2 separate regions of the Mus musculus genome follow, and region 2 is linked to region 1. A link is a loop called in an ENCODE intact Hi-C map of the cell type or tissue named here. Cell type or tissue: heart. All regions are shown on one strand. Each heading gives the region's core, and the rest is flanking DNA. Links, peaks and the distances in the headings are about the cores only.

Region 1 (11,220 bases), core at 997-8,996:
AATAGTTTTAGCTACAAAGAGTGTGATCAAAAAGCAGGACGACTTTGATGGTTCTAATGGAACGTGGGTGGGCTGAGGATCTAGCTCTATCGCTAGAGATACATTGAGCCCTCATGGGTTCAATGTCCAGCACTGAATGAATTCCTAGCACTTGGGAGATAGAGGCAAGAGAATCAAAAGTTTAAGGTAATCCTTAGCTATGTGTACCTTGTTAAAAAGAGAGGGAGGGAGGGAGGGAGGGAGGGAGGGAGGGAGGGAACATAGATAATCTGTTTCAGAGTTGGCAGCTCAGCTTACGTTGGAACCAACACTAACAAGCTTGCTTGATTTTTTTTTTTTATTCCTATGGACCTGTTAATCATTATCCATAAAATGCAGACATCACTCTGATCCATATACCTCTTGGGTTGCTGTAAAGATAGATATAGACATGAAATAGCTTACAGAGCTCTCTTTATGCTAAACCATGATGACTGTACAGTACTGTTATTCTCTCCATGGCCTCACTAGGTAGATATGGGTGAATGAAGTTAACGGTGTCACTAAGGGCAAATTTGTATGAGAAAGTGGCTCTGTAAAGTTAGGTTTTTTTGTCTAGCAACTATTGGGGTGGGGAAAACAGGCTTACTTGCCTTACCTTAAGAGTAGTTGAGAGAGTTATGTAATATAAAATTTATGTAAAATTACACACACACACACACACACACACACACACACATATATATATATATGACCACAAATACATACGTATATATGTACATATATTTTGTAACTTACAGAAACTTTTTTCTGTTATATTCACAGAACATTCACACACAAGTATATGTGTGAATGTATATATGTATATGTATATGTATATGTATATGTATATGTATATGTATATGTATATGTATATGTATATGTATATATAATGGCTTTTCACAGCAAGGCAACACTCATTGAGATCTCTGGGTAAGCCTATTTCCTTGTGACTCCAGCAGCACTTGTATAATGTCAGAGTTGCTGTTATTTTAATAACTGACTCTCTTTCCCACCCCAATGGCAGGCAGGCAGGCTAATAGGTTGATTCCCTGCTATGCTACATAGAATGGAAATTGAATGAGAGAAAGTAGACATTTGTTAGCAAGTGTTTTAATGAGCTTCCTGTATACAGAGATTTTACTCTGCTTGGAGCTCCCAGCACAGAACAGATGGAAAACTCCCTCCAGAAGCACTATAAAGAAGACTTAAATCTGAATGCAATTACAGTGATATATTTTTATAACTAAATGAATATGGTAGTTACCTTTCTTTCATTGACACCTATTTCTTTTAGATTCCAGCGAATATCTTTTGGCCCTCAAAGCCTGGGGATTGTGTTAATTATGGGGTATCCTAGAGCAGAAAAACAAGTTTGGGCCAGCCAAATTCTTTTCTAGCTAACCATATGAAATGTGATTGGTGTTTTGTCAAAACTCAGTGGTTGACTCCCTCCTGCCATTGCCCCTTTGCTCTGAATGATGATACTAAATAGGTGATGATGTGGTTCCTGGTAGGGAGAGAGTCAATCCCTCTGGGCACTGACCTTTTCTTCTGAATACTGATGGGAAGTGTGATAGCGTGGCACCAGGAGGATAGTCTGTCTTCCTTTTAGAGAGGAGCTAACCCTGTCCTACAGTGTGGAGGTCACTGTGTTCTCGAATGGGATCAAGAGCTACAGAAGGAAGAGTAAGGGAAAGGGTAAAAATGGTAAAAACAAATCATGCCTGGTCCGGGATGTCCCACAAAACAAAGCACATCACAGTTTTAAACCAAAGAAAAGTATTTCAGATGATAAAATGATACTTGCTTCTTTCTGCAGATGATGAAAAAGTTATAGGAGGAGTCACAGTTGCCATAGTCATAGATGTCATGGTGAAACAAGACAAAAACAAAAGGAAACTGACATTTTATCACACATTAGAAAGTGTATAAGATGATTAAATGACACTATCTAATAAACATATACAAAATCTTCTGAGATTAGTATTTCTATTATCCTATATAGAGTAGAGGAAACTGAGCCCACTTGTTGTAAAGGAGGCTTGTCTAGCAATATATTTTGATTTTATGCTCATTTTTTTAAAAATCCATTTTCAATTTTAATGGAATTTTGTTATGGTGAAGTTAGGCTGTCATCCCAGGAGTTCCAGAGAACTTTTCTTCCTTTATATTATCCTTAAGAATTTGTACTTAGAACATGTTCTGGGTGATATGCGCGCGCGCGCGCGCGTGTGTGTGTGTGTGTGTGTGTGTGTGTGTGTGTGTGTGTGTGTGTAGTGTAATATATGTGGACAGACACCAATATATTAATATAGATCTGTTTCTCTCCTTTTCTTAACTCATCCATCAAGTGCACTAGTCCTTCTTGCCATATGACTTAGTTGAGACCCATGGAACTATATCCTCAAGAAATACTTGTCTTTTGTCACAGAGATGAGACTATTCTGAGACTTCCTATCAGTTACGTGCGCAAACATGACTCATCATGTTCTTTTCCGTAGGGCTTTTTCCTCTGGTGCCTCTCTCCTCTCCTCACTCTTGACCTGACCTGTCCTGTCCAGCTCCGAGGAGTGCACTTTTCTGCTGTAGCTGATTGCATTCTTCTGCTTTGTTTTTTTGTTTTGTTTTGTTTTGTTTTGTTTTGTTTTGTTTTGTTTTGTTTTGTTTTCTAGTGGTCCCCTGCCTTTTCTGAACACGGACCGAGGATTTTCTGTTTTGTCCTCGGAAATCCACTGCTTCTGAAAGAAGCTCTTCTTTCTCAGAATAATTCCTTTCCTGTCCTTAGATGTTAGACTTGGCATTTCTCTGGACCTTCCAGTAGAGATTGCTGGCTCTGAATGTGTGTAGAGAATATTTGAATGCTGTATTCATCTTCAAGAAACGAAGGTCTTGGGGAAGAATGCTTATGACAGACATGAGTGCCAAGAGGGACTAAATTTTCCCTGCATCCCAGTCCAAGAATAAAGAAGGTATAAACTTTCCATTACTTGCCCTGTCTTTCCCTCCTTCTGTTATTCAGAGAAGCACAACCAGGGCAGCTTTGAATAAAGCTCATGTAATAGTCAGAAACTTACTTTCTGGGACTACCATTGCCACCCACATGGTACATGAACTTAAGCAGAGCATCATGTGGGCACCTCTACTATACTGTTGTACTGAAATTTCCTGACCATACATATATCATGTGTTAAACTAACAGCTTCCTGAAGGCAGGAGTCATGGCTTTGCCATAGTCATTTAGAAAACTGCTATGCCTAATGGTTCTTTCTGATCCATTCTGTCACCACCCTGCCCCTCACCATCCAGGTTCCATACTATCCAAAAGTTTGGGCTTTCTACAATGCAAATGCATTATGCCACTTCTCTTTCACAAAGACTTCAGTGCTTCCCCACTGCATTTAATGTAAAGGTATGTAAGACCCACCATGATCAGGACTGTGGTTCCCTTCATAGTCTGTTCTTTTAGCATCTGCATTTCATGTTTTGTTCACCAACTTCACAAACACTTATGTTCATGTTTACCCTTGGCCAGGCACTTGAGGTACAGTGATGGACATAGACCTTGTCTACGCAGGAGCTAACTGGTTTTCTTTTCTTCTGGCTGACTGTCCTATAAAGCACTGTTGAAGACTCTTCCTCCCCAGGAAAGCCATGACCCATGTTCCATCCATCTTCCTTGCCCTTCTTCTACCTAGTTTAGGTTCTTCCCTTTCCTATGCCCAGAGTACGCCAATCATACTTTCACCTCTGCACTTTTGTGTATTAATTTTTTTTCTCTCCACCAGACAAAACTCTAAGAGTAAGATATCCTGTAATTGTATTCATTCTTTTCTTGTGCAGTACACCCCTACAGCAACTTCCCATCATCCTTACTCCTCCAAGCTCCCCCTCCCCTGCCTTCTCCCCTAGATCCATTACTCCTACATTTATTTTCCTTCAGGAAAGAACAGGCCTCCCAGGGATACCAACTGTAAATACACAATAAGTTACAATAAGACTAGGCACAAACCCTCACATCAAGGCTGGATGAGACAACTCAGTAGGAGGAAAAGGATCCCAAATAAAAGCAAAAGAGCCAGAGACACCCCCATTCACATTGTCAGGAGTTCCCCCAAAACACCAAGCCAACAACCATAACATATGTGCAGAGGACCTAGCACAATTGCATGCAGGCTCTGCAATTACCATGTCAGTCTCTGTGAATACCCCACCCCCACCCCAACCCCCATGAGTCGCATTTATTAGTTCTCTGGGCCTTGCTCTCTTAGTGTCTTTGACCCTTCTGGCTACCACAATTCTGCCTCCCCATCTTCTGTGGGGGTCCCTGAGCTCTAGGGGGAGGGGCATGATGGAGACTTCCAACCTAGACACTCTGCCTAATGTTTGGCTGTGGGTCTCTGTAGCAGTTCCCATCAGTGGCTGGAGGTAGCCTCTTTTATGATGATTGGGCTAGACACTGATCTCTGAATATCATTATGAATGATTTCCTAATTTTTTTTTTGGCCATGTTCAGTTTTACCCTAGGTTTCTGGGCTACCAATCCTCCAGTTCCTGATCATCCAGGCATTGTCCAGCATGGGTTTCCTCTAATGGAATGGCCTTGAATTAGACCAGTCACTTGTTTGGCCACTCTTACAAGTTCTGCACTACTATTGCCCAGCACATCTTGTAGGCAGGACAGATTGTAGGTGGAAGGTTTTGTGGCTGGATTGGTGTCCCACCCCACCACTTGGAAGCCTCGCCTGGCTATAGAAGATGGCCAGTTCAAGCTTAGGCTCCATATCCCCCATTACTAGGAGTCTTCACTAGAGTCCCCTTCATAGATTCCAGGCAGTTTCCACTTCACTCGGTTTCTATGTCCCCCCCCCATATGCCCTCCAATTCCAGTCATCTGTCCCTATACTTTATCCCTCCATATCTCTTCCAATTTGATCCTTCCTCTTTCCATCCATACTATCCCCCAGTCCACCAGCAAAATCTATTCTGTTTCCCTGTCCCAGGGAGATCCATGCATTCCCCTATAAGCCTCCTTGTTACCTAAGCTCTTTGTGTCTGTGGGTCGCAATATAATTATCCTTTGCTTTATAGGCAATATCCACTTATAAATGAATATGTACCATGTTTGTGTTTCTGGGTTACCTCACTCGGGATGATTTTTTTTTTCTAGTTGCATCCATTTGCCTGCAAATTTCATGTCATTTTTTAAACTGCTGAGTAATATTCCATTGTGCAAATGTGGAGAAAGAATTTTTTTTTAACCAACTCCACATCTGATAGAAGGCCAATATCCAAAATATATAAAGAACTCAAGAAACTAGACATAAAAGGAACCCCAAACAATCTAATTTAAAAATGTGGTACACATCTAAACAGAGAATTCTCAATGGAGGAATCTCAAATGGCTGAGAAGCCCTTAAAGAAGTGTTCAACGTCCTTAGCCATCAGGGAAATGCAAACCAAAACTACTTTGAGATTCCATCTTAAACCTGTCAGAGAAGCTAACATAAATAACACAAGTGACATCTTGTTCTGGCGACGACGTAGAGCAAGGGAAACATTTCCTCATTGCTGGTGGGAGTGCAAACTTGTATAGCCACTATACAAGTGGGATTTGTATGGTTTACAAATGGGATTAATATGGTTGTTCTGTAGAAAATTGAGAATCTATCTCAAGACCCACCTCTACTACTTTTGGGCATCTAGCAAATGGATGCTCCCTTCTACTGTAAAGACGCTTGCTTAACTATGTTCATAGTGGCTTCATTCATAATTGCCAGAATCTGGAAACAATCTAGATGTCCCTCTACTGAAAACTAGATAAATAAAATGGGGTATATAAGCTTCTTTTGTTTTATACCCAGCACATGGCTTGGTACTAGCACTGTTAAGAAAACGATGATTAAGTAAACAGCTCCCCCTGGTGGCTAGGTTTTCGAAGTATAGTTTTTAATGCCCCAGAAGGGTGAACCAGTTACCCTGGTAAGGTAATTTTTTCTTTCAACAGTAAGAAAGGAAGTATTTTAAAATATGTGGTCTCCTAAAACCTATGTTGTTATTTAGACATTTCTCCGTTTTTTCATATTTCAGCAAACAATATTGAGATGACAAAACAGATCAAAGAAAACAATTTTGAGCCATCTTGTAAAAAGAAAATATAAGCGCTATTTGTCTCATGTAGTGAAAAAAATGTAACACGGCACAGTTCTCCTTCAGTATCCATGGAGGATTGGCTCAGATACCAAAATTCTCAGATGCTCAAGTCCCTGGCATAGCAGGATTTAGTATTTGCATATAATCTAACTATATCCTTGTATATACTTTAAATATTTGCAGATTACTTATAATAGCACAGTGTAGCGGCTATATAAATAGTTGTTGTACTAAATTGCTTGGGAATAAGACCAAATATCTGTACATATTCAATACGGATGCCAATTTGTTCAGATATTTCAATTATGAAGTTGATTAAATCCACAGGTACGGAACTTACAGATGTGAAAAGCTATCTGTATAGGCTTTGTTCATTATATCTTGACTTCAGAGTCAACACAGTCATTCTTATTCGTTGACTGATTCAACTGATACTTGTAGCTTTACCTACAGTATGTCAGGCACTAGGCTACATGTTGTGGATTCAGTTGTGAGCAAAACAATGGCCCCACCATTAAGGAGCTTGCATCCAAGTTAAGAGGCACAATTTTTTTGTTTGTTTTTGTTTTTTGAGACAGGGTTTCTCTGTGTAGCCCTGGCTGTCCTGGGCTCACTCTGTAGAGCAGGCTGGACTCAAACTCAGAAATCCACCTGCCTCTGCCTCCCAAGTGCTGGGATTAAAGGCGTGCACCACCACTGCCTGGCAAACATTTTTAAAACATATTCTTATTAAGAATTATGACTGGTATAAAAATAATGAAGGATGCAGAATGATATATGTGTGGAGGGAGAGGCATAGAACGAGAGACACAGAGGAAGAGATTGAGATTATATTGGATTCAACTATTTTACCAGACATTTGTAATTGTTAGAGTTTCAGAAAACTACAGAAATGTCTCCCTAGGCATGCCTAAAAGCTTATAGGAACTCTAGAGAGTTTCCTTTTTTGTTTGTTTACATTTTGACTTGGGAGGAGGCGTATATTTTGTCATGTATATGTATTCTCATGATCACTACTGGAATTAAGTCATTTTGTTATCTCCCCTTCAAAATCACATGTGCTACCTCCTTTTAAAAATTAGATTTAGGTATTTATTTCTACTTTATGTGTATGATGTTTTGCCTGCATTCATATCTGTGCACAGACTGCATGTCTGGTGCTCACAGAGACCAGAAGAGACTGTTGGAACCCCTAGACCCGACATTACAGATGGTTGTGAATCATTGGATGTGCATGGTGGAAACTAAACCTGCAAGAGCAGCCAGTGCTCTTAACCACTGAGTTGTTTGTTGAACCCCATGTGCTACCAATTTGTAGTATAGTCACATCTGTCTTCCTTATAGCCACTGGTCTGTTCATCATTATAATTTTGTCATTTCTGTAATGTTTTGTAAGTAGAATCATATAGTATTCAAAATAATTATGATTTTCTGTGTCACTTATAATGCCTCTGTGATCCATTCAGCTTGTATCAATAGTTTTGTTCTATGATTTTATATGGTTGGGAGGGCGTTCTGTTATATGAATGTTCCATTGTTTGCTTATTCTTGCTCTCAGCAGGGAATATTTCGGTTGTTTCCAGCTTTGGGGCTATTATAGTAGTTCATATTAGTTGTGTGTGCACGCTTGCATAAATGTTCTTATTTGTAGAGTAAATGCATAGAGGTACAAGTTAGAGACTTGTATCTCCTTGTGGGTTTGTAACCAGTTACTGTGTAGTAGAGAAGTAGTGAGTGAAAGAACACCAGATGAGCAGTCCAAACACAGCTCCAGAGTGGCGTTTAATACGATGTTGGATGATTCTGTCCTGTTTCCAGAACTCACAATTTAGCAATACAGTGATAAGGTTGAAATCTATGAGGTTTTTCAGTCTTTTTCAAATCTAATCTGTTCATAGTTCTGATGGGATATGTATGTGTGTATGTATGTATGTATGTATGTATGTATATGTATGTATGTATTGTTTTGTTTTGTTTTTTGGGTGTTTTGTTTTGGGTTTTTGTTTGTTTGTTTGTTTGTTTTGTTTTGTTTTTTTGAGACAGGGTTTCTCTGTGTACCCCTGGCTGTCCTGGAACTCACTCTGTAGACCAGGCTGGCCTCGAACTCAGAAATCTGCCTGCCTCTGCCTCCCAAGTGCTGGGATTAAAGGCGTGCGCCACCACTTCCTGGCTGCATGTATGTATTCTTACTTATTCACTTTACATCATGCTCACTGCCTCCATCCCGATCACCCCTGCCCATGACCCTTCCCCCATTCCCCCCACCCTTCTCTTCTGAGCCCAGGGGCTCATACTTGTTATCCCACAGACCCTGGCACATCAAGTCGCTGTGAGACTAGGTGCATCCTTTCCCATTGAGGCCAGACATGGCAGCCTGGATAGAAGAACATAGCCCATGGATAGGCAACAGCTTTTGGGACAGTCCCCCGTTTCTTCCAGTTTGGGACCCACATGAAGACCAAGCTACACATTTGCTGCATATGTGTAGGGAGTCCTAGGTCTAGCCCGTGTATGATCTTTGGTTGGTGATTCAGTCTGAGAGCCCCAAGGGTCCAGGTTAGCTGACTCTGTTGGTCTTCCTGTGGAGTTCTTATCCCCTTTGGGGCCCTCAATCCTTTCTCTTGTTCTTCTATAAGAGTCCCCAAGCTCCTTCCACTGTTTGGCTGTGGGTGTCTACATCTGTCTGAGACAGCTGCAGGGTGGAGCCTCTCAGAAGACAGCCATGCTTCTGTCTGCAAGCAGAACAGAGTATCATTAATAGTGTCAGAGATTGATGTTTGCACATAAGATGGGTCTCAATTCGGGCCAGTTATCAGTTGGCCATTCCCTCAGTCTCTACTCCATTCCCCATTCCTGCATTTCTTGTAGACGGGATAATTTTGTGTTTGAAAGTTTTGTGGGTGGGTTTTTGTTCCTATCGCTCTACTGGTGTTCCTGCCTGGCAACAGAAGGTGGCCTTTGAGGGGTTTTTATTTTTAAAGTAGGTCTCTACCTCATTTCACAAAGAAAATTTAATTGTGTACATACATAAAACACTAGATGCAAAGTCTAGGTCATACCTTTCCTGCTCTTTTCTTTCATGTCCTGAGCAATTGCCTTGTATAAAAAGGGCATATTGATGGAAACAGATGCAGCAGCCCACAGCCAAACATTAGGTGGAGCTTGAGAAATTCTGCCAAAGAAGGGGAGGAAAGATTGTCAAAGCCAAAGGGGTCAAGGACACCATAAGAACATGGCCTACAGAATCAACTAATCTGGGCTCACACAGACTGAATTGCCAACAAGGGAGCCTGCATGGAACAGACCAAGGCACTCTGCACATGTGTAACAGTTGTATAGCTTGGTCTTCTTGTGGAACTCCTCACAGTGGGAGGAGGGGCTGGCTCTGACCCTCTATTTATTTATTTATTTATTTATTTATTTATTTATTTATTTACATATTTTCCTCAATTACATTTACAATGCTATCCCAAAAGTCCCCCATACCCTCCCCCCCACTTCCCTACCCACTTCTTCCCATTTTTTTGGCCCTGGCGTTCCCCTGTACTGGGGCATATACAGTTTGCGTGTCCAATGGGCCTCTCTTTCCAGTGATGGCAGACTAGGCCATCTTTTGATACATATGCAGCTAGAGTCAAGAGCTCCGGGGTACTGGTTAGTTCATAATGTTGTTCCACCTATAGGGTTGCAGATCCCTTTAGCTCCTTGGGTACTTTCTCTTGGCTCTGACCCTCTTAACTGCCTTTGTGACACTTTCCTTCTACTAGTTTGCCTCACATTGCGTTAATAGGAGAGGAGGTGCCTAGTCTTCCTGTAACTTGATATGCCATGGCTGTTTGATATCCATGAGAGACCTGCCCTTTTCTGAAGAGACACAGCGGAGGAATGGATGGGCAGGGGAGAGGGTGAGTGTGGGAAGATTGGGAGGAAGAGAGAAGGGAGGAGAAGCTGGGGTAGGCTTGTAAAACAAATAAGATTATTAAAGGGGTCACATTGAGGGAGACATTAGCTAACTTGAAGACTACAAAGGTTTCATGGTCTGATTCCGGGAAAGAAAGTTCTCCAAACCCAGCACCGAAATTACCATATTCAATTGTTCTAGAAAAGCCATTCCTAAGGCAGGTATGTGGAGCAAACTGGCCCTTCCCTATATTGTCAAAGATTTTTGGTAGGTAGGCAAGGGTAAAATAAGCATGTGTACATCAATTACATTTTCCACATGTGGGATGTATTGTATTTTCCTGTCAAATAAGAAAAATACACAGTGCTTACAGCAATTAATTCTAGAAAATGTGGTTATCCTGAGAGCAATCACTTCACTTAACACGCGCGCGCACGCGCGCGCGCACACACACACACACACACACACACACACACACACACACACACAGTGGTTAAAATCAGACATGTACAGCTGCCTAGTTTAAAATCCTGATTTTGACTCTAGCTGTATGACCTTGTACAGATGTCTACAACCTCTGTGCTTCTTAATTTCTTTTTCAGAAAGAATAATGATGGTGCCTTCCGCAGAGGGCTGGTAGGTTAACCAAAGCAGCTAAAATCCACGAGGTCATTAGAAAAGTGACAAGCAGCACAAAGTGTTAAGTATTGTGTATCTGTCCCATAAGCTGACAGGAAATGTGTCTCTTAGTCAATATCTGTCTGGTGCTCAACTCATTAGCATTCTTACACCACTGGAGATGGCTTAGCTCCCATTCCCCACTTGCTTGGCTTCAACAACTATTTCACATCCATATCCTAATGTCTCATGTCACTTCCTTGCCAACAAACAAACAAACAAACAAAAAACACCAAAAAACAAAGCAAACAAAAAAACCACCAAGGACCTATGGCTGTTAGAATTGTATAACTTTGCCCAAGTAACCTTTGCCTCTCTCCTAGGGTGTAGTTCCCCCAAGGGCGGGGAGCTAAAGATCATATTAATAACTTCATATATTTCTTAGTTTTTAAGGTGGCCACCTTTTCCCAAATCAAAAGGAAAACACCAGGTATATTGGAGAAAGTCCTGCTTCCTTAGTTGTTTTTATG
Region 2 (11,220 bases), core at 1,394-9,393, 57 kb before region 1:
ATTACAGGTGGTTGTGAGCCACCATGTGGTTACTGGGGATTTGAACTCAGGACCTTTGGAAGGGCATCTCACCAGCCTCCGTGTGTCTTTTCAAGGGTATTAGAAGGCCATTGTGCTTGGATTATTGTGGGCAAGGATGGGAGTTGTATAAGATGAAGTTGGAGAGTTTGGCAGAGAATGGCTACTGCCAGGTCTGCTATACCTTTTGCAATTTGCAATTTCTTTTAATGGCAATGAGAGGAGACAGAGTTTGTAGCAGGGGTTGAGGTTTTAAATGATTAGATTTCCATTTTGAAAGGATCATGGGCCAGAAGTGGGAAAATGAAAACCTGACTAGATTACCAGTTAGATGTTGGGCGCTGGGGCATGGAAAGTGTCTAGGATGGCATGCCAGAGTCTGTTTTAGGTAGCTGGGTGATACCACTAAATGAAATGGAATGGGCATAGAAAGTGAGAGGTCCTTTTTGGCCATATTCTTAACATTGCCTATTAGGCAGGCAACTGGAGCCGGAAAGCACTGAGATTCATGTGAGAGCTTGGACCCAAGGAAGAGATCTGAGATGGGGAAATAAAACTGGGTATATGAATCACACTGGGATCCATCAGTATATGGATCACACTGGAAATCATAGGACTAGAGGGTCTCCCACTGAAGTGACTATTTATGGAAAGGGGAGTCCAGACCTGAGCTCTGTGGGATACAGTCTTCAGGGATAGAAAAACAGGAGGAAGAAACAACAGAACCTGAGGAACATGTAGTGAGGTGGTAGGAAAACCAGGAAAGGTGTGTTGTTGTGGAAGCCAGACAGTAAGTAACCGACACTGTTGATTGGGAAGACCTGGTCGGTGGTAAGATTTAGATTGGCCCTGATGGCACATTAAACCTCTAGGACCAATGCAATGCAGAGAGCAAACATACATGTTTATTAGAACAACTCAGAAAAGTTATAAAACATGAAAACGGTAGCAGAGTGGAAATGAAAGAATAAAATGCACCAGGCACATGCTATTTCTCCACAGTAGGAACATAATTATTTTGAACCACTCTCTTTCAAGCAGACTGTGGAGTGCATTTACCACTGGAGTTTTAGAACAGTGTCCTATTGACAAGACTGTGCCGAAAGTGCTTTTCTTCTCACCATCCTGTTAAGAGCTGCTTGCTTAGAGAAGCTTTTGGTCAACCTCTGGATTTCAGACAAGTAGCTGCTTCTTTTGAGAGCAGTATAAGGTCCCCTTCTGCAGAAGCAATGATGTTCTTGTACAACAAAATCAGCCTTCTGTGATTTTTTTTTCCCTTGTGGAACAGACTGGCCTCTGTGCTGTTCTCTGAAGAAAGTATCTGCAGCCACTCCCTCCCCCTTACATTCTCAGTTGGAAAAAAAATAGCCCGATGAGCTGTCCCTTTCATACTGCAGGCCTGTGGTGTGGTGAGTCAGCTTCAGACTAATTCAATTAAACACCTCCAGCTGAATCTGTCAAACAATTTTTTTTATGGGCCCAGATTTATTTTGTTAATAGGATCAACATATGTTATATACAAAGGTAACCATTAAATAATTATAAACAAATAATTTCATCACATACTCCCAGCCAATTTTGCATCTCATGCCAGATACAAAACATTTACTTTAATAAATTTACAGTGAGCAATTTGCATAAAACCGTTGAAAGTGGGGATATTTTCAAAGCAGCTGCTTATGTGATGTGATTAGCAAAATCTCCCCATCCCCCACTCCCACCCACACAAGCCATTAGTCATTCCTTTGAATTAATACATTGAAGGCCTCTGTTAAAATTAAAATATTATCTCCTAATAGAGAGACAAATGAAGCTATTAACATTTAGCTTGAGTTAGTTGATTGAATTCCTTAATCACTTAGCAAGGTCCTTTGTAAAAGGAACCCAGCAGCTGTTAAGTCGTGAGGAGGGGAAAGGAAAGGTCCAGAACATTCCCTAGGGAGGAGAGGCAGGGTTGGGTATTTTGTGCAGGGCTCTCTTAAGCCAGAGACTCTGAAGCACTGGAAACTCAGGTGCAGGGGAGATGGACTAAAATACAAAGGGTGGGATCATTTCTAATGGGTGAGAAAAGCCATTAAAATCAAACCTCCTTTACTGTTAGCTCCACCAAGATGGAGCTAGCTTTGTTCAGGTACACCCTAATGAAAGTGGTCACTCCGTTATGTTCTAGAATAGTCTTCACTGCACTGTGGGGGATCTTACCAAGTGAGACTGTAGTGCAACTGAGTTCTCACTTCAATTTGTGACTCATTCTTTTTGTAGTCATACCTTTTGTTTTGTTTTAAACTAAACTATCAAAAAGCTTTCCTTTTTTTTTTGTTTAATTTTAGTGTTCAAGACAGGGTTTCTCTGTGCATTCCTGACTGTCTTGGAACTCACTCTGTAGACCAGGCTAGCGTCAAACTCAGATCCACCTGTCTTTGCCTCTCTAGTGCTAGGACTAAAGGCATATACCACCATGCCCTATCCATAAAACATTCTTAACGCACAATATGCAGTTATTGAAAGATCTCCATACAAACTAATCTCAGTTCTAGGTTTGAATCGTGTACAAGGTGTTACCAGGCTCGAAGATCTATCTTCCACAGGTGGAATAATCTATAGTTGTCCAGTGTGCTACTTCTATCTTTCACTTTTTAACAACATACACTTTGACACTTTAACCACTTTTTAGTGTTCAATTCAGTAGCATTAAATACATTCACAAAACAAATTATTTCTAGAAAAATTTCAAAAATCCAAGACAGAAACCATGTACGCTTTAAAGGATGTTTCATTTCCTTCTCCCACTGGTCCCTAGCATCCTCCATTCTACTTCCTATCTCAATGCTCCTTACCCTTTAAATTTGTTTCTAAGAGGTCAATAAAATATTTGAGAAATGCAAAACAACATATACAGTGCTGGATGCTTACCTGTCATGGTTTGGGTTTGAAATGTCCCAGCAAAAGCTTATGTGTTGAAGGCCAACTTGCCCACTCTGTACCAGTGGGTGTTCCAAGCGGGTCCTTTGGGAATGAACTGAATCACAAAGGCTTTAACCTCATCAACTGACTTGTCCACTGATGCATTCATGGTTTAAAGGACTATTGGGAGGTGGTGGAAACTAGGAGCTGGGACTTGGTTATAGGAAGTAGGCCCTTAGGTATGTGCCCTTGAATGGTATACTGGGACTCTGAACTCCTATTCCCACCCCCTCCTCCTCCCCGTCCTCCCCTCTCCTCCCTCCTTACTGTGAGGCAAGTTCCTTTACAGTCCCATCATGGTGTTCTGCTTCCCCATAGCATCAGAATCAATAGGACCAGTGACTACAGACTGAAAACTCTGAAATCATAATCCAAAATAAATCTTTCCTCCTAAGTAGTTTCTCAGATTTTCATCACAGTAGCAGAAAGTTAACATTGTTTCCTTCCTATTCCTGTCCTCCAGATAACCAGTGCAATCAACTTTAGAGGTATCTTTACTGAGAATACTTATTTGTCCACAAATATCCCTACGTCCCTTTTCACACTACTAGACGTATCGCCCTTAGTTTCCTAGTTACTAAACAACCTGGGTCTCTCCGCAGGCAGACTGACTCCAAATAAATGTAAATATAGATGCACACACATAAAATATACATATATAATTATTTCTAATATTTGTGTGGTGAATTTGCCCAGCAAATCAGCAGATTTCTGACTCATGAACTTAAAAGAAATCAAGTGTTTTATTGAGTCAAAGGTCCTATGGTAGAGAATTTACCCATCTGACCTTGTCCAAGAATACAGTATAATCCTGTTAACCAAATACAACACATCTCCACTGTTTTATTTCCCATTTTCCTGATGATTAGTCACATTAAATATCTTATTATCTGCTATTTTTCTATTTTTGAAAAATACCCATTTAAGTTCTCTGCCCCTTTTAAAACACATATTCTAGACAGTAAGTCCTTATCATGCATATATGGTTTTAAAACATTTTCTCCCATTCCCAATGTGTCGGTTGTGTACTCTGCTGTGTAGGTGTTGGTGCTATGTAGTCTCATTTGTTTGGTTTTGCTCTTGTTGTCTGTGCTTTGGATATGACACATTAACTTTTACATCTCTTGGTGCTGTACTTCCTTTTAGGTAATGTGGTTGGGTTTTTCCCTTCATTTCCACTCCAGTGTTCTCTAGCAGGTTTGTTTAACAGTGCTGTTGGCTGACTGCTATTGGTTCCCTGATAAGACACACCCATCTACCTTCATTTTTTTTTCTGGATTTGTTCCCAAGCACAGTAATGGGAGGCCCATGTGAGAGGGGCTGTTTCGGATTGCTTTATTCCTTCCTCATTTTGAGTGGAGCTAGAAAGAATATCCTCTGAGGTGGCTTCCTTCTCTCATCTACCTTTTAAGTGTGTGTGTGTGTGTGTGTGTGTGTGTGTGTGTGTGTGTGTTGGGGGGAGGTGGTAGTCTTTGAGCCAGTGATAGGTTAAAAGACAGGCTGTATCCAGACCAATGGGAGGCTCCTGGCTTCCAAATGGATCTTATTAGGGACATTGTATTCTGGATGGCTAGCATCTGCCTCATTGTCCTCTTGGCAGTGACCCTTTTGTATTGGTCAAGGATCTGAAGGTGCAAAAGAAACCTTACCCCATACACTTTTAGTGGCTTTAATCCACCTGAACAACTTGTGCCCAAGTCCAATAGAACATTGCCATTCTCCCTTTGTCAAAAGAAAAAGGGGTTGGGTTTCCTTCAATTGTCTGCCCTTCTCTGTCTCCTCCACTATTTTTGTTTTACTCTCTAGTTAACTTTGCATACAACAGCTTCACCAGTAGGACCTGTGAGGAGGATCCAGGCACACTCTTTTCATTGGCGAGTGCAACAGCCTTCTCCTTGCTCTCATCTGGGGGTTTGTGGATGTAGAAGGGAGGTAGGTGGGTGAAGAGTTTGGCCACAGTCTTCCTTCTGCGCTTCACACACACCACCCGGTCGTGGACGCGCAAACACACACACACACACACACACACACACACACACACACACACACACGCTCGTGCGCGCCTGCTCAGGCCCCTTCTCCCTGTGTCTTCCATCAAGATGACAGGGTGCTGGAGAAAAGGCTGCTGGAATCAGCTGGTAGGTACAGTAGTAATCTGAACCCCACCCACCCACTGCCTTTGCTTGCTCGGGTTTCTCTGGTCACTCCTGCCAGGGGAGAAAACATGTAAGCGCGCCTCCAGAGGAGGGGCACGGGGAGTTGGGAGTGGCGGGGGCGGCGGAAGGTGAGCCTAGGAAGGTGGCCCAGCGCCCCTTCTGCCCGGCCCCTCCCCGTGCTCCCGTAGGGTGTCAGCCTCGGCTCTGCTTGCCCCCACTCCACCCTCCTTTCGAAGGGATTGCCTTTTTTTTCCCTCTGCTGCGGCGGAAATGACAGTGTGGTGCTGCGGTGGTGTCATGGTGCTGCCTCTGGACCGAGAGGCGAAAACTCTTTAAGTTTAGCCCGGGAGACCTAGACGCGGGAACGTCGCGGTCTCCGTGCTGTCCCCCGTGGGGCGCGCGGGCTGGCGGATCCCGGCTGTTGCGCGGCGGCGGCGGCGGCCGCAGCGGCGAAGGCGGGCGGCGGCCTAGAGTGGTGGTGGCGGCGGCGGCGGCGGCAGCAGCGACAGCGGCCCGGGAGCTTGCACGGGAGCCCGAGCCAGCTTGCTGCGGAGGCCGGCGAGCGCCCGGCGCTCCCCGGCGCGCGTAGGAGATGGCTGGCACCCGGGAACAATATGGGTAAAACGCGTCCCCTCGCCGAGGCCCGGGGGGATGGTGGTGGTGGTGGGGTGGCTAGTGTCGCCGCCCGCGCCGGGCTTGGCCCTGGCTGGCTCCTGCTGCTCTTCAGGTGCCGCCGGGGCTGGAACTGGCCGAGGACACTTGGGCTTGGGGGGGGGGGCGGCAAGAGGGGGGAGACGGGGTCCTGGCGGCAATGGCAGGGCCCCGGTTGTCTGTCACACTGTTGTGACCCGAGCTCCTGCCGCTGCCCTCCTGGGAAGGAGTTTGCACTCCTAGATCCCAGGCTGGGGACCGGCCCGAGGCCTCCCGCTTGGCCAGGCCGAGCAGGGAGAAAGCAGTGGAGCGGCTCAGCTCTCGTGGCGCCTAGGCGCAAGTCTGGGAAAGGGCGCAGCCGCCTTCCCACGCTCCCGAAATCCACGGCGTCCTCGGCCCGGGCGGCGCCCCGAGGTCGGCGGTTGGCTCAGTGGTGCTGGCGCAGCAGCCTGAGATTCTGTGGACACCCTGCGAGCGGGAACCCCGGGAGAAACTTAATTCTCCCTCCCCTTTTCCTCCCTGCTGGGGAAACGATCTTCAGGTCTCTGTCTGGGTGGTTCTTTATTTCTGGCCTAGCTGTGAAAGCAGCCCCGTGGGGGGGGGGGGGGTGGAGAGGGAAAAACTTGAGTGTGTCCATAGGACACACTGCGACTGAAGCAGGGACAGGGGAGCCTTTTCCATTCCGGGCTCATAAAAATTACTGGAACATTACTGGTTATGAGCTGGCTTGGGTTGTTTCGCACTTCACGTGCAGCATAGTATTTATTTATTTAGGAGGCATTTCGATTTAGAGGAGGAAATTAGGATCCAGGGATTGTTGGACTCTTCACTTTCCCCACTCTTCCACACTCCTTAGGTACTGTCTCTATTCAAGCCCCCACATCTCCCACCAGAGTTCCTGCACTCTCAGCTTTTCTCTGTCAACCTGTGCAATGCGGCTTCTTGCTTTTCAATCACTTTGATTTTTTTTGAAGATTTTGGAGGGTGGGGCTGCTGAATGGCATTAGTTGTGTGTCTGTCTCTAAGGAGGAGTATTTATGAAGCAAGACATTGGAAACTGTAATAGTACACAACTATTGTGTGGGGATTAATTAATCTGATTCTCGAATTGGACCACAAGAGTTGACTTTAATCCCATTCCATTTCCTCTCTGAAATCGAATCAGATCTCTGACACTATTCCAATAGAAGATGGAGTTGCTAAATGGAGAGTTTACATTCTTGCTCACTTCTGCTTGGGGAGCTTTTGCTGTACCCTAGATTCCTATCCCAGCATCCCCACCTTTTTTTAACCTCCTCCTCTCTGCTCATCACTGCCCCAAGGGAGAATCAATCTTTGCTATTTTTATATATTCCTGCTCAATCAATTAGCTTAACACAGACTCATAATATGAATTAGATTTCTCGTGATTGTTCCTTACAAAACTCGTTTCATGTGGTTGAAACACAAGCCTGGAAGCCAAGAAGATCAGAGAGTTCATTCCAGATGTGACGTTGCATTGGCTTTAAGGCCTTTAGACATTTGTATGACCTCTCTTTCACAGTTGCTTCACTTGCATAAAAGGCATAATATTGTGTACTGGGTATTGTGAGTATTGGCTTGGTCCTTTGAAGATAAAAGGATTCTATAAACCTCAGCATTATACTCTTCAATGAAAGCACTTCATTTATCCTTTATTGGGTTACTGGATTGACTGGGTATAAATGGGAACACTAATTTACAGGAACCCTAATTTGCCATTATTAGTTCCCTTGAGATTCAAATTATCATTGTAATTTAGATCTTAAGTCAATTTGTTTCATGAATGTATATGCAACTGAATGGAAACATATATACAATTAGGCATAGAAAGTAATGGTGATGATTTTAAGTCGAGTCATAAATCATATTGATTACACTTTACCCTAACAATGTGAGTCAGACTCATTTGAATATTCAACCTCACCCATTTTTTTAGTCTACATGGGGGGAGTTAGTTAATGACCAATAAAAGTAATATAGATACATTTAGGTCTGGCTATATAAGCAAAATTAGCACCTAGCAGCAGTGAGTCAATATTTTTCAAAGCACCTTTAATGTACAGAAGCCTCTGCTGTCTGTGTTGAGTGAGGACCTGCCCTTGACCCAGTATTTTGGGCTCATATTTGCCCTATGCTAAACTCTACTTACAGTTCCATGGCTCCATGGCTAGGATGCAGTCAGGGTGGGTGATGTGTGGAGTAGGGAGAGAGGGTTATGGCACATGAAGAGCTGTCTCTCCTATTTACTTTCATGACTACTGGGATTCCTGCTTAGCATGTTGTACCTTGCAAGACCACTTCTGAGAGGCACTTGCTGCAAATGAGTGGCTTGGTTGCTTCACAAACATATCATCTGAACAGCGCAAATTGACTTAGATAAAATTGGTTTGGTTAATCCCTCCTCTAAAAACAGGGCAACTTGCTCCAACCTGCAGGTCTTAAAATAGTGCCAGTGGAGTGTCATAATTGCATCCAAGCAGTGTCCTGAGTGGTGAGCCTTTCCATTCTCTCCTCCCATAAAACCTGCTGACACCACAATTAGGAAGGAAACTACAGAAGAATGCATTTTGAATCATTGGCTTGATGAAGAGTGAAGAATATTGTCTCTGGTTGTCAGGTTTTCCTTAGAAGTAGACTTTCTCTTCCTTAACATGGATGTAGAGCCCCTAAAGACAAAGACAGGGATGCGGCACACAGTTAAGTCTCAGATGGCAGTTTTTAGCGATAACTACTTGACTGTCATTCGGTCTTTATACAGCTTGCTAAATTTCTAGATGTTAGCAATGGGACTCAGCTGCTAGAGGAGGCCCGAGGGTGTCTGAGGGTGCTCCAAGTCCATTTAGTATTGACTTTTTGTCCTGTCTTCTGTGCAAAAGAAAGCTGTGTCTCTGACACGCCTCCTTAAGCAGAGGGTCCTGACTCGACACACTCTATCATTAAAGTATGAGGTATGACATGTTTATGATGGATAGAATAAGACACTCACTTAAATTTTTACAGTTATTTATTTGTGTGAATGTGCGTGCATATGAGCATGCATGTGTGCCATAGAATACAAGCAGAGATTAGAGGAAAACTTGTGGAAATCTACACTTTTCTTCCACTGCATCAGTGTTTTGGATCAAACTCCAGCCACCAGTCTTGGTTGTCAGCAAGTTTACTCGCTGAGCAGTTTCACTAGCCCTAAATATAGTCACTTTTTTGAAAATTGGATACAAAGTATGATATTGTACTGTGTGTATTTCTGGATCCTCAACAAATACAGTGTTCATCACTGAGCGGTAACAGAGGAGGCTAGAAAAGTGCTTCTCTGTGTGTTGAGTCACAGCATCAAGTGAGAAGTTCAGATGACTGGTGGCAAGAAAAGACAATCCCACTCTATTGTCTGCCCTGGGCAGACTGTTAGTGCCCTTTCCCACTTCTCACCTTCAAGGGCCAAGAATCCTGTCGCCATCCATTTTCATAGATTAAAACTGCAGAAAGTTTTCTGTGCACTGTAGAAGGCTGTGCTCTGTGGCTTTTTCTGTCTGCTACCTTTTTCATCTTTTTTTTTTTTTTCATGACCATAAAATCACATAACATTTTTGATAGTCAGACTTCCAGAAAGCCTATAAACATGGCAGAGGCATTTGGGGAAAAGAAGTGACACCATCCCACCATCACTTTCTCCATGTGTTATTTGCCTGAATAGAGTATATACACTACGATGTTGGTTTAGTGTAACTGGGTTAGAAAAGTGTGGGTTCTTGTTTCTCCACCACACCCTGACTGCCTGACCTTGGGCTTTGTCTTAGCCTCTTTCTGCAGGTCAGACTCCTCTGGTTGATGATGAACAGTATCCTCTGGCTCTGCATCATCCTCTTACAGAGACCAGATGATCTGATAAAAAACAAACAAACAAACCCATTCTATAATGACAACTCTTCCTGAAACCTAAACTCCTAATATTTTGCAATTTGCTCTGATAGGAACATAAAGTGCAGGCATGGAAGACAGTGCTGACTTAGGAGAGCAAAGTGTGTGTGTGTGTGTGTGTGTGTGTGTGTGTGTGTGTGTGTATGTGTATACAGTCCAGAGATAGAAAAATGGTTTATAGTTCAGATTCCTCTATCACTGCGTCTGTAGCCTTTTGTTCAGTGTTGCTAGGATCCATGCGGTTCCCAGGAGAGTGGAAGCTTGATTTTCAAATAGGCCTCTGTTTTCTGTCTCCTGTTACTGATCAGAACTTGGGGTCCTCACAGCCTAACATTCAATAGAGTGCCCTACATACATATATTACAAGTTTTATTATGGAAAAGTAGAAATGACTGTCCATCCCAGTAGGACACTAAATACTTTAAAAATCACCAGATATTTAAAAATGCATCATTGAAAAAACAGAGGATTAGAAGTTCAGTCTTAAAATGGATGAAAATTTGCACTAGTAGCCTAGGTGAATAAGGTTCTTCTTCATTTGTTCCTCAGGCTTACAGCTCTGCCAGTGTAATCTGCATTATGAATCATACTTAAAATTCTTGTCAAATATTTTAAGTTACCTCAGCAAATCCATTTTTGGTTACCTTGATTAATCATTTTTAAATAATATTTTTATTCTGTGAAATCTTTATACATTTCTACAATGTATTTTGATCACACTTTCATTAATCTTTTGTATTTTAGGCAGATTGTGACTTTTGGTCTTGTTATTTTTGATATTCATTTTAATATTTATGATGATTGAATTATATAAAATGCTCAAAGTGGTAGGTTTAGGAGCCATTTATTAGAGGGGAATAGCATTCAATTCTTGAACTATAAAATACTAAGTAGGCCTTAATGCCTATTAGTCAGGAACTGGGTCAGTTCTCTGTCCTAGCCAGTAATCAACCTCCAGTTCTGAGGTCTCTCAATGTATGATGGCAGCCTAAAAGAAAACACTAGAGGGGCTGGAGAGATTGCTCACTGGTTAAGAGCACTGACTCCATTCCTAGCACCCACATGGCAGCTCACAGTTGTCTGTAACTCCACTATCTGACACCCTCACAGAGACATACATGCAGGCAAAACACCAATGCACATAAAAATAAAAATAAATGAATAAATTGTTTAAAAACAAAACAGAACAAAGAGAAACTAGAAATAATTCTTCCCTCAGGAGGACCATATGGGAAGCTAAATGTTAAGACATGTGAGCATCAGTTAGAACCGTGGTTTTCCTGGGATTGTGTGGAAAGGTATGACTGTTTTCTTTCATGTCAATTACATTTGTGATGAATTTCCAAGTGTTTCTAGCTTGTAAAAAAAAGTGTTCTGGGTGTATCATATCAGGTATGAATGCATGATGTATGTAAATGTAATTTTAAAACAGGTTAATTTATCTTATCCTCATGGGATCTTCACAAGAGTATATGCAGTGCGTACAGTGGGGGCT

Evidence for each region. Peaks named below come from ENCODE experiments on the same cell type or tissue, not always from the same donor. Only the 100,000 strongest peaks of a DNase experiment are listed, where the experiment ranks them.
Region 2: a loop joins it to region 1, with 4 times the contacts of the local background. A loop is called at or near these places in 7 of 42 quality-filtered maps.

What each region holds. Positions count from the first base shown.
Region 1 is chrX:140,716,667-140,727,886 of GRCm38, forward strand. All of the region lies in intron 3 of Mid2 (midline 2), which reads left to right. Among named protein-coding and RNA genes, the nearest start is that of Gm23199, 43 kb to the left of the region's middle. In heart, for the core only: a CTCF peak has its summit at 5,945 (motif pointing left); no DNase peak of the experiment used is centred there.
Region 2 is chrX:140,659,523-140,670,742 of GRCm38, forward strand. Mid2 (midline 2) reads left to right here and starts at 5,434. Exons shown (of 10, transcript NM_001358366.1): 1 at 5,434-5,756. The coding sequence starts at 5,753. In heart, for the core only: no CTCF peak of the experiment used is centred there; DNase peaks (open chromatin) are centred at 5,319 and 5,629; H3K4me3 peaks cover 3,355 bases; H3K27ac peaks cover 2,222 bases; H3K27me3 peaks cover 1,940 bases.